3 separate regions of the Homo sapiens genome follow, and all the other regions are linked to region 2. Evidence: read pairs that join two places in POLR2A ChIA-PET (ENCODE). Cell type or tissue: HepG2. All regions are shown on one strand. Region 1 has its middle 49 kb from the start of ZNF217. Region 2 has its middle 150 kb from the start of BCAS1-AS1. Region 3 has its middle 85 kb from the start of ZNF217.

Region 1 (4,000 bases), 120 kb before region 2:
ATGGGCTGGGTGCATTGGTTCACGCCTGTAATCCCAGCACTTTGGGAGGCCGAAGAAGGTGGATCACAAGGTCAGGAGCTTAAGACCAGCCTGACCAATATGGTGAAACCCTGTCTCTACTAAAAATATTTAAAAATTAGCCAGGTGTGGTAGTGTGTGCCTGTAATCCCAGTTACTCGGGAGACAGGCAGGAGAATCGCTTGACCCCAGGAGGCGGAGGTTGCAGCGAGCCGAGATCGAGCCACTGCACTCCAGCCTGGGCGACAGAGCAAGACTCTGTCTCAAAAAAAAAAAAGAGCAGTTATGTTGAAAGGACAGAACTTGGAAGGGCAGCTTGTTGAAATATAAAAGGAGGGTATTTTAGGGCAGTGAAACTATTCTGTATGATACTGTAATGGTAGATACATGTCACTATGCATTTGTCAAAACTCATAGTCCTGTACAACACAAAGAGTGAACTGTAATGTAAACTATAAACGTTAATTAGTAATAATGTATTACTATTCGTTCATCAAGTGTATCAAATGGACCACATCAATGCAGGATGTTACTAATAGGGGGAATTGTACAGATGGAAGGAGGGAGTTGGAGAAGAGGGCATATGAGAACTTGTCACACCGTCTGGTCAATTTTCTGTAAACTAAAACTCCTCTAAAAAAATAAAGTCTGGGTCGGGCGTGGTGGCTCATGCCTGTAATCCTAGCACTTTGGGAGGCTGAGGCGGGCAGATTACCTGAGGTCAGGAGTTCGAGACCAGACTGGCCAAAATGGTGAAACCCCGTCTCTACTAAAAATACAAAAAAATTAGCTAGGCCTAGTGGCACACGTCTGTAGTCCCAGCTACTCAGGAGGCTGAGGTATGATAATTGCTTGAACCCAGGAGGCAGAGGTTGCAGTGAGCCGAGATCATGCCATTGCACTCCAGCCTGGGTGACAAAAGCAAAACGCCCTCTCAAAAATAAATAAATAAATAAAGTCTGTTAATTTAAAAATAAATAAATGCTTAAAAGGCACTCTGTCTAATGAGTACAAAAATTGGAAGGAAAATGACCCTTCACTTCACTGTTGCATGAACAGGAAATGGAAATGTTTTTGGGCATATGTATCTCTTGGGAGAGTGAGGTGGAAAACAATACCAGCCACCATTCTTTAATTTGGATTGATCCACTGTTCTTGATTTTGAATAGCAGGTGGCTTTGCTGTGGTGTTATTGTTGTTGCTCTTTTTTTGTTTGTTTGTTTGAGACAGAGTCTTGCTCTGTCGCCTAGGCTGGAGCATAGTGGCGCGATCTCGACTCACTACAACCTCCGCCTCCCGGGTTCAAGCGATTCTCCTACTGGGATTACAAGCACATGACACCATGCCCGGTTAATTTTTGTACTTTTAGTAGAGACAGGATTTCACCATGTTGGTCAGGCTGGTCTCGAACTCCTGACCTCGTGAACCACCCACCTTGGCCTCCCAAAGTGCTGGGATTATAGGCGTGAGTCACTGTGCCCGAACGTTGCTCTTTAATGTTAGTATTTTGTTATCCCAAAGAAAGCTCTCAGACCACGGAGACTCTTAAAAGACAATATCAAATGTTTCAACAACTGACAAACCTCAGACTTCCTGTATTTCTGTAAGTTGCAGTTTTCCCTTCCTTCTTCTTCTAATTTGTTAATATCTCTGGGGCCACAGGCTCTCTCTCTCTCACACAGGTCTCTAACTAGATCAGTGGATCAAAGGTGAGGCTTTGCTAAGTAATCAGGGTAATTTCACCGGTGTAGCAAGCTATTAAAAACAGACCTGCAGGGTTTTTCAAGGACAACCAAGGTATTGATTTGGCAACCAAAAACTCCTGTAGTGCAAGCAATAATACACCAGGGCCAGTGTTTCCAACACCGTCACAACTCCTCCCCCTCCCTGTCCCTAGTGACATTACAAAAGGCACAGCTAAGGCCGATACTCCAGCTCCTATGCCCCTGCTCCTGTCTTCAAAAGGAACGTCACTGTTATAAATTAGACAAGGGAAGAAAAACCTCATTTCTTTGATGATTTTTTTAAAGAGCTTTGTTTTCCCACGCATAATTGTTCTTCCTATTCATTATGCCTTTATGTAGACTTTGCTTTTTCCTTTAAAGAATACACTTCTTATGTAATTTGTTTTGCATTTCTGGAATGAGGAACTTTTCTGCTCATATTGTTGTTAAAATCTAGACAACACGCCCGTGTGATAGATCACCCTGAGCCTTGGAAGGAAATGATTCACCACAATACTGTAACTGAAAGTCGTCTAACACCAGGGCTGGAAGGCAGGCTATGAACCGCTGCATTACCTGCGTGCAGCAGCAATGGGAGGCAGCCAGAGGTTCCCTCGGCCTGCCTAGCTCACTTCAGCTTTGTTCCTGTTCTGTTTCCTCCGTCCGAGTAGCAGGATGCTGGAAATTCATCCTCCATTTTTAAGTTTTAAAAGAAACCCAAAAATTGTGATTTTTTTTTTTTTTTTGACACCGAGTTTTGCTCTTGTCACCCAGGCTGAAGTGCAATGGCACGATCTTGGCTCACTGCAACTTCTGCCTCCCAGGTTCAAGGGATTCTCCTGCCTTAGCCTCCTGAGTAGCTGGGATTCCAGGTGCCCAGCATATGCCCAGCTAATTTTTGTATTTTTAGTAGACTCAGTGTTTCACCATCTTGGTCAGGCTGGTCTTGAACTCCTGACCTCAGGTGATCTGCCCATCTCAGCCTCCCAAAATGTTGGGATTACAGGGGTGAGCCACTGCACCCAGCTGGGATTTTTAATAAGCCACATCTGCCCAAATGGGCCTTTCCAGGCTACTGTCTTATAATTTTGCACTTAAATTTGTATTTAAACCACACATTAATGCACTGTATGGAAAAAGTGAACACCAAACATACCTATTACTAATAAAAAGATTTCAAACAATAAAGCCAAAAGAGCAGAGAAACTAAAAATAAAAAATATGTATTTTATTTTCCTCTGCATGTTTTTGGTGAAGGCAGATCATAGATTACGCCCATGTCAGAAACAATGCAATTTTATAATTCTTATGAAAAATGGGCCAGGCGCAATGGCTCATACCTGTAATCCCAGCACCTTTGAGAGGCCTAAGTGGGTGGATCACCTGAGGTAGGGAGTTGGAGACCAGCCTGACCAACATGGAGAAACCCCGTCTCTACTAAAAATACAAAATTAGCTGGGCATGGTGGTGCATGCCCGTAATCCCAGCTACTAGGGAGGCCGAGGCAGGAGAATTGCTTGAACCCAGGAGGCAGAGGTTGCAGTGAGCCGAGATCGCTGGTTGTGGTGGTGTGCACCTGTAGTCCCAACTAGTCTGGAGGCTGTGGTGGAAGAATCTCTTGAGCCTGGGAGGTTGACGCTGCAGTGAGCCAAGATTGTCACCGAACTCCAGCCTGGGCAACAAAGCAAGACCTTGTCTCCAGAAAAACAAAAACAACAACAAAAAAAACTAATTAATATTTCAGTAAAATTTAGGTATAAATTTGGCAAGAATATAGTTCTTCACTTTTTTTCACTATGCTGCTCTTTTCTAAAATCAATTGATGAAATTTAAAAATTCGAGTGAATGTGTGTATGAAAACTGAATTAATCTGATATTTTCTTATATAAATTTGATTTCCATGATTACAGCTGAAATTGAGTTTAAGCTAACACAAATATTCAGGTGGTTTCCCTCCCTCCCTCTGTCCCTCCCTCTTTCTCTTTCTTTCTCCCTTTCTTTCTTTCTTCTTTCTTTCGACAGGATCTCTCTCTGTCGCCCAGGCTGGGTGTGGTGGCGGGTGCCTGTAATCCCAGCTGCTGGGGAGGCTGAGGCATGAGAATCACTTGAGCCTGGGAGGCAGAGGTTGCAGTGAGCCGACATCAGGCCACAGCACTCCAGCCTGGGCAACAGAATGAGACTATGTCTCAAAAGAATAAATAAAATGAAATGAAATGATGATAATAATAATAATAATAGTGCTAGTCTTAAGAGTGGGC
Region 2 (4,000 bases):
AGAAAAACATGCCTTTGACCTTTGCCCAGTGTTTCTCTCAAGGCAAACTCACCCCTGGGTGAGAATCTCTGGTTTATAGACATGTGCCTGAATGGGAAAATGGGTCAAATGTTAGTGCCCACCTTTGTCCTTTTTTTTTTTTTTTCCCTGACAGGGTCTCACTCTGTTGTCCAGGGTGGAGTGCAGTGGTGCAATCATAACTCCCTGCAGTCTCGAACTCCTGGCCTCAAGTGATCCCCCCTCCTCAGCCTCCTGAGTAGCCGGGACTACATGCACCACCAAGCGTGTCTAATTTTATTTTATTTTTTTGAGACGGAGTCTTGCTCTGTTGCCAGGCTAGAGTGCAGTGGCGTGATCTCGGCTCACCGCAACCTCCGCCTCCTGGGTTCAAGCAATTCCCCTGCCTCAGCCTTCCGAGTAGCAAGGACTACAGGCATGTAGTCCAGGCACGCTAATTTTTTGTATTTTAGTAGAGAGGGGGTTTCATCATGTTGGCCAGGATGGTCTTGATCTCCTGACCTTGTGATCTGCCCGCTTTGGCCTCCCAAAGTGCTGGGATTACAGGTGTGAGACACCGCACCCTGCCCCATGCGTGGCTAATTTTAAAGAATTTTTTGAAGAGACGGGATCTTGCTCTGGCTGGCCTCTAATTCCTGATCTCAAGTGAGTCTCCCGTCTTGGCCTCCCAAAGTGCTGAGATTACAGGGGTGAGCCACCATGCCCTGCCTCAAACTCTTCAAAAATATATGCTTGGTCAACCTTTGAGATTCTTTTAGAGTGTTCAGGATTGGAGAAGAGATATGCATCTTTACTGATGGGAAAACTTTATTTGTTTATTTATTTATTTATTTATTTTTGAGACAGAGTCTCACTCTGTCTGCCCTGGCTGGAGTGCAGTGGCGCGATCTCGGCTCATTGCAACCTCCTCCTCCAGGGTTCAAGTGATTCTCTTGCCTCAGCCTACCGAGTAGTTGGGACTACAGGAGTGTGTCACCACGCCCAGCTAATTTTAGTAGAGACAGGGTTTCACCATGATGGCCAGGCTGGTCTTGAACTCCTGACCTCAAATGATCCTCCCGCCTTGGCCTCCCAAAGTGCTGGGATTACAGGCATGAGCCACTGTGCCTGGCTATTTTTTTTTGAATATTGAACTTGATTCTCATAAAGTATTGCTACCTTCATGATGCTGTAGGAGCTGGCTCTTTCTTGAGGGTAAGCCACAATCTCATCCACCACAGGTTAGCTACATTGGCTGCTTTCTGATTCTCAAACACAAGCCCTTGTCTACCTCAAGACCTTGGCACTTACTGTCCCTGTGTCTGGAATGTCACCTCTGCAGACTACCTGTTACTGCCTGACCTCCTTGAATTTCTGTACCTACATGATTTTTTCAGGAAGGACCTCCTCTACCCCCTCTCCACCCCTAGTTATTCTCTTTTTCACGATCTGGTTTTATTCTTCATAGCACTCACCCAAACCCAATTTATTGTTATTTTTTAGATTGTATATTGCCTACCTGCCCCTAAAAACATAACCTTCTTGTCAAACATGTTCATCTGTGTATCCGCAGTGCCCTAGCCCAATATCTTGCCTACAATCGGTGCCAAATAAGTAGTCTCTGAATTTGCTGTTGACTTGGTGAATTTATAAACAGGTAATCAACATTTGGTTGCAGTCATCTTTGATTTGTAGGCAACTGAATTTTATTTCCAATTGCCAAAAGTTGTCTTTATTTGGGATGACAGCACCAAAACCTTTGCTGTCTTGTGCACCATGAATATGAAGCCGAGATGTCAGGTGATACCAGATAAAGAATACGTCATGGCAGCTCTTTAAACATGTAAACATATTAAACATTCAGGGCATCAGCCCCTGGCTCGTGGAGAATTCCATCCTTTAGCACATGACAAGTTGGGGTTTACAGTCAAAGTCCACTTAGCAAATGTTTGTTCTACAACGTGCTTTCCTTTTGTTTCCTGTAAGTATGGCTTCATGCCCTGCCAGGATCTGAGGTCATAGAAACACGAGGAGACGATTAACATATCAATGGAGGGGTCTCTTTGGAATCCAGAATTTGGAATGATATTTGCATCTTGAGCTCAGAAGCCGTGCAGGCGAGCCTGCTTATTGATTGCCTTTAATTTCCCCTTAAAACAGTGTCTTTTTCTGAAGAAAAGATTAATAGAGGAGGGCTCAGTTTGTCGCGTGATTTATGCTCAAGTCCTGCCTCCTTTGCATTCAGAAGCGCATTGCAAGCTCGTCCCCACCCCTGAGATGTTTGGATTCAGTTTCTCAAGAAAAATAGCTGCTGGTCACCAAAGCTTACAGCTTAATTGAATTTGTCTTTGTCCACTTAATCTTCATGCTTACAAAAAGTGGGGGTGGGAGGATTTATACAGAAGAGATGTACCTAAAATATACACGCGATCATTAGGAGGGTGGGCTGAAGAAAGAGATATAAAATGAAAATGAGGGTGCCACTTAGTCTATGCTGCACTTCTCTTTGCTTAAGGCATTGATAAATACACTAGTATCTCCCCAGTATAAACATGAGAACCTAAGAAGTAAATTGTATTGTACCAACTCTGAGCTGTTCCATCATTTTTGTTTTGGCTAAAAATTTGTTTTTTTTCTTTGAGGGAAGAAAAAGACACAAAAGGAAAGTGAAGATTTCTGTGTTACATAAAGTTTGGGACCTCTTTCTATAAATAAATAGCTGGCTATATTCTGTGTCACTAATAATCATAACACTAATAGTAGCAATCAATTTATCAAGCACTTTTTTTTTTAGCCATTGCACTAAATGCTTTATAATTTTTTTTTTTTTTTTTTTGAGACGGAGTCTTGCTCTGTCGTCCAGGCTGGAGTGCAGTAGCGGGATCTCGGCTCACTGCGAGCTCTGCCTCTCGGGTTCATGCTGTTCTCCTGCCTCAGCCTCCCGAGTAGCTGGGACTACAGGCGCCCTCCACCACGCCCAGCTAATTTTTTATACGGGGTTTCACTGTGTTAGCCAGGATGGTCTCAATCTCTTGACCTCGTGATCCGCCCGCCTCGGCCTCCCAAAGTGCTGGGATTACAGGCGTGAGCCACCGCGCCCGGACTTTTTTTTTTTGAGACAGAGTTTTCGCTCTTGTCACCCAGGCTAGAGTGCAATGGCACGATCTCGGTTCACTGCAACCTCCACCTCCTGGGTTCAAGCAATTCTCCTGCCTCAGCCTCCCAAGTAGCTGGGATTACAGGCACCCACCACCATGCCTGGCTAATTTTTGTATTTTTAGTAGAGATGAGGTTTCACCACGTTGGCCAAGCTGGTCTCAAACTCCTGACCTCAGGTGATCTGCCTGCCTCGGCTTCCCAAAGTGCTGGGATTACAGGCTTGAGCCACTGCACCCGGCCAGGGCTTTATAATCTTTATCTTATTTAAACTTGACTCCAACTTTTTTTTTTTTTTTTTGAGACCGAGTCTCGCTCAGTCGCCCAGGCTGGAATGCAGTGGTGGGATGTCAGCTCACTACAACCTCCGCCTCCTGGGTTCAAGCAATTCCTTGCCTCGGCCTCCCGAGTAGCTGAGATTACAGGCGCCCACCACCACACCCAGTTAATTTTTGTATTTTTTTTTTTTTTTTTTTTTTAGTAGAGACAGGGTCTCACCATGTTGGCCAGGCTGGTCTCAAACTCCTGACTTCAGATGATCCTCCCACCTCAGCCTCCCAAAGTGCTGGAATTACAGGCATGAACCAGCATGCCTGGCTTTTTTTTTTTTTTTTCTTGAGAGACAGGGTCTCATTCTGTTGCCCAGGCTGGAGTGCAGTGGTGCAATCTTGGCTAACTGCACCCTCCACTTCCCAGCTCAAGTGATTCTCCTGCATCAGCCTCCCGAGCAGCTGGGATTACAGGTTCTCACCACCATACCCAGCTAATTTTTGTATTTTTAGCAGAGACAGGTTTCACCATGTTGGCCAGGCTGGTCTCGAACTCTGATCTCAAGTGATCTGCCCGT
Region 3 (4,000 bases), 85 kb before region 2:
TTGTATTGTGAAATGGATCACTTTAGAGAAAAGAAAAATGCCTACAATACAGTGAGCTGGTCAATTTTCCAATGCCAAAAGATAAACGTGAATATCCCTTTCAGGGAATTAGCCAATGTTTCAAGCAGCATGAAGGCAAAATTTGAGTTGAACATTGTAATACAAATAGCTCTTGGGAAATTCTTATGAGTACCTTTAAATAGATGTAAATCTATTAAATCAAAGATTTAATTACTTAGTATATAATAAGCAACCCACTATTAATAATATAAGAGGTAATACTGCCTTTCAAATTTTTCCCTTTCAAATTCTTGGAATTATTAACTATGTATGCCCCAAATAATGGGTTTCTGATGGTGTATTTCCCCCTGGAAAAGAGCATTCTATGCAATGCCCAGTTCCCAGTACATAGTAGACATTCAATTAAAAAAAAAAAAGTTGAGGCCGGGTGTGGTGGTTCACACCTGTAATCCTGCCGCTTTGGGAGGCTGAGGTGGATGGATCACATGAGACCAGGAGTTCAAGACTGGCCTGTCCAACATGGCGAAAACCCGTCTCTACTAAAATTACAAAAAGTAGCCGGGTGCAGTGGCGCACGCCTGTAATCCCAGCTACCTCAGGAGGCTTAAGCACGATAATTGCTTGAATCTAGGAGGCAGAGGTTACAGTGAATTAAGATCCTGGCACTGAACTCCACTGCACTCCAGCCTGGGAGACAGAGGGAGACTCTGTTTCAAAAAAAAAAAAAAAAAAAAAAGTTGAATGAATAAATGGCATATTACAAAGTTAAAAAGTAAAGCGTCTGTCTTATCAGTCAGTTTATCTAATCAGCCAGTTGTTCAGAAGCTATTAATAGGTAACTGATGGTGTAAGTCCAGTGTGTTTTAAATAATCCTTTTCTGGACTTTTATGTTCTTCCTAAGGAGAGATAGGAAACTGGTGGACAAGTGTTGGGTTTGCTACAGTCATGTTTTCTTTGGCTCAGATGGTATTCAAACATTTTGAAATAGTCACCAACATTTCTAAAGCTTCTACATAAAAATTGGGATTTCTGGCTTTCCTTAACAAAATGTGAGCTCTGGCCACACCAGGTCCAAACTCCAAGCCGCAAGGCCATAGAAGGGCTGTGGGCAAGGGACACCTGCCCCCTCCCCCTTTGATTGCCGCGGCCCCCGCCTGGTGGCCGGCCTCTCTTTTGCCACCTGCCTGGCCCCGGGAAGGCATTTTGACTTTGCCACAGCCTGTTTCTCTTTTTAAGTTTGGTGTGTGTACATTGAAGATCTTATATTATTGCCTCAATTCAAAAAAATGTTCTTGCTCTCTCTCTCCCAAATTTTCAAGACCTCACTGCTCCTGAACCTTCTGTGATGGCCTGGGCTTTGTTCTTTGTCGTCACCAGAGAGAGTAGCAGGAACAACTCTCTAGAGAGACCCATCTCTCAGCCGACTCCACTGTAGGTTGGTGGCAATCAAAGACATCGGAATACTTTCTCCTGTGTGTGCGGGGTGGGGGAAGGGAAGGTTGAGAGAAAGGAAGAAGCATAAAGATTAGGAGGGCTGTTGCTCAACCTTCCTGTTCTGGGCCAATCGTGCCTGTCAGACCAGCTACAGAAAGACATGCACTTGTAGTATGTTTTTTTGGGGGAAAAAGTATCTTGATTCTACTCTGCTTTGAGAAAAAAAAAATACTGTTAACTCTCTTTCTCTGTATAATTAGACATCAAAATACAGAGAAATGTTCTTAGCACTTTGCTATCAGAAAAGCAGACATTTTCGACTTTGTAGATTCCATACAAGATAAACGCCTTGACCCTTGCTCCCCATCCCCAAATAAAATGCCAAACTTCAATTACCAGTTCGTAAGTAGTCTGCATCGCTTTATTTTTCCTTCTGACAGTAGGTGTTTGGTGTCAATGTACATTTTCTTACCACAATGATTTCCTTCCCTAAACTATTAATTTTGTTTTTATGAATAATACAGTATGCCCCAGTTATTATTTAGTTTGATTGTATGCTAGCCTCATGCTCTGCATTTTAATTTAAGTGTAACTGCGCAGGAAAAAAATGCAAATCTCTTCTATTCAAATTCAAAAGAAAATAAATGGATTTTTTATGGCCTAAAGGATCTATTCATTACCAAATCATTTATCTTTTCAGGAAGAACAGTTTATGTATCCAATATGCTCTCGTGCTGTCTTTATTTTCTTTATTTTTTTTCTCTTTTGATAAATATGCTCACTCTTTCAAGTCTCTCTTGAATCTCTGCCGATAGGGGCAGCTTATAGCAGCAAGAACAAGAATATAATTAATAGCATTAAACAGAAAGCAAAGGTTGCAGAGAAAGCTTGAACATATTGGATATTTTAAAAATAATAATAAACAAACCTAAAATTGGATTGTGTCAAATGAATTTTTATTTTAACAATTGTAACATTAAGAAAAAGAGATACACAGTTGGCCCTACCAAAACAAAATGACAAAGGGGTGGGAGGAGAAGTCCGTGTTTTCAACAGACTAGCTTTTTTGGGGTCTTGTTGCAAATAGCCTGAAGAGGTAGAAGCATTACTGATTTTGCTTCTAACATGATCGGCTCTTGGAAGTTTGGCATTTTGAATTCTGGGCTATATTTTTTTTATTTTTATTTATATCTTGATTAAATAAGCCAGTTTAGAGGTCACTGCATCTGGGAGGGTGTCGTAATACACAAACAGCTGTGATACACAAAGCAGTTTTCAGTAAGTATCTTTCATGTAGCAGCTGGAATGGCTTTCTCCTGAATGAGAAAGGCCCCTAAGTGAGAATAGTGGCAAGTGTGAGTTTATGTATGTCATTTTTTTAAAAAGACATTTGTCTTTTTCTAGAGTACTGTACTTTAAAAATCATATAATTGTGTTAAAGTTACCCAGAATGTTGACTTTTCCCTATTCATGTTTATGTATCAAATTGGATTTCAGGGCAAATTCAATGGGTTTCTTTGTTCTTTCTAGATTAAGTCCAGATAAATAATCTGGTTTCGTTGTGGCTGCATTGTTTAAATCATGCTAATTATAGTGCTTACAATACAATGGCAGAGGGGGCAATTTAAATGTTCATTTGAAGAAGAAAAAAATCTGATGCTGAGCTCAAAAATGTACAGTCACTCTAACCGCTCCCTGAGGGCCATTTTAAGACTGGTTTTCAAAGACTTGTTTACCTTGAAATTCTTACACACCAGGCATGCTTCTATCCTCACGACCTAGGTACGGGAATGTTAGTGGTCTCTAAGCTGACTTGGAGTCTCATGTAGATAGAGTTCTGATTTCAGAACAGGCTGCTGGCTGCTTCCATGCCCCTCAGAAGGAGCAGGGAGTCCTCCCCGGCCACAGACTTGTAGCCCTTTTTGACTGAAGGCTTCCAAAATGAAAGGAAGGGGTTGGCTTTTGAAGAGGTGAAAGAGAGATCCTTTGAGGGAAGGACTGAATGAATGAGCAGCCTCAGGCCAGGGCGAGATAATCAAGAGACTATCTGACCTCTAATTCCTTCAGAGACAAAAATAAATCAGTGCTCAAGGAGGCGCTTTTATTAATCACTGCATGTTTCCTGTCAGAAGAAATGATGGGATTAGGGTGGGAAGAGAATACACGGGACATATAAGCAAATGTTTACCTAGGCTACTTCTTTCTGGATCCTTGGGATTGGTTCTTAACTTGTTTTTTCTTGAGACAGTCTTGCTCTGTCACCCAGGCTGGAGTGCAGAGACATGATCTCAGCTCACTGCAACCTCCGCCTCCCAGGTTAAAGGGATTCTCCTGCCTCAGCCTCCCAAGTAGCTGGGATTATAGGCGCCCGCCACCACGCCTGGCTAATTTTTGTATTTTTAGTAGAGACAGGGTTTCACCATCTTGGCCAGGCTGGTCTCGAACACATGACCTCAAGTGATCCGCTCACTTTGACCTCCCGAAGTGCTAGGATTACAGGAGTGAGGCACTGGCCTGGCTCTTAACTTCAATTGTTCTCTATTT

What was found. ChIA-PET counts read pairs that join two places held together with the same protein. Peaks named below come from ENCODE experiments on the same cell type or tissue, not always from the same donor. Only the 100,000 strongest peaks of a DNase experiment are listed, where the experiment ranks them.
Region 1: POLR2A ChIA-PET joins it to region 2 with 11 read pairs; 10 of 35 experiments call an interaction of 5 or more read pairs at or near these places.
Region 3: POLR2A ChIA-PET joins it to region 2 with 13 read pairs; 8 of 35 experiments call an interaction of 5 or more read pairs at or near these places.

What each region holds. Positions count from the first base shown.
Region 1 is chr20:53,641,053-53,645,052 of GRCh38, forward strand. No RefSeq gene overlaps it. Among named protein-coding and RNA genes, the nearest start is that of ZNF217, 49 kb to the left of the region's middle. RefSeq lists enhancers at 2,227-2,276, 2,317-2,366. In HepG2, a CTCF peak has its summit at 1,890; a DNase peak (open chromatin) is centred at 1,839; H3K4me3 peaks cover 1,206 bases.
Region 2 is chr20:53,762,107-53,766,106 of GRCh38, forward strand. No RefSeq gene overlaps it. Among named protein-coding and RNA genes, the nearest start is that of BCAS1-AS1, 150 kb to the right of the region's middle. RefSeq lists an enhancer at 675-1,341. In HepG2, no CTCF peak of the experiment used is centred here; a DNase peak (open chromatin) is centred at 1,915.
Region 3 is chr20:53,676,689-53,680,688 of GRCh38, forward strand. No RefSeq gene overlaps it. Among named protein-coding and RNA genes, the nearest start is that of ZNF217, 85 kb to the left of the region's middle. In HepG2, a CTCF peak has its summit at 1,160 (motif pointing left); DNase peaks (open chromatin) are centred at 1,103, 1,503, 2,723 and 3,213; H3K4me3 peaks cover 3,214 bases.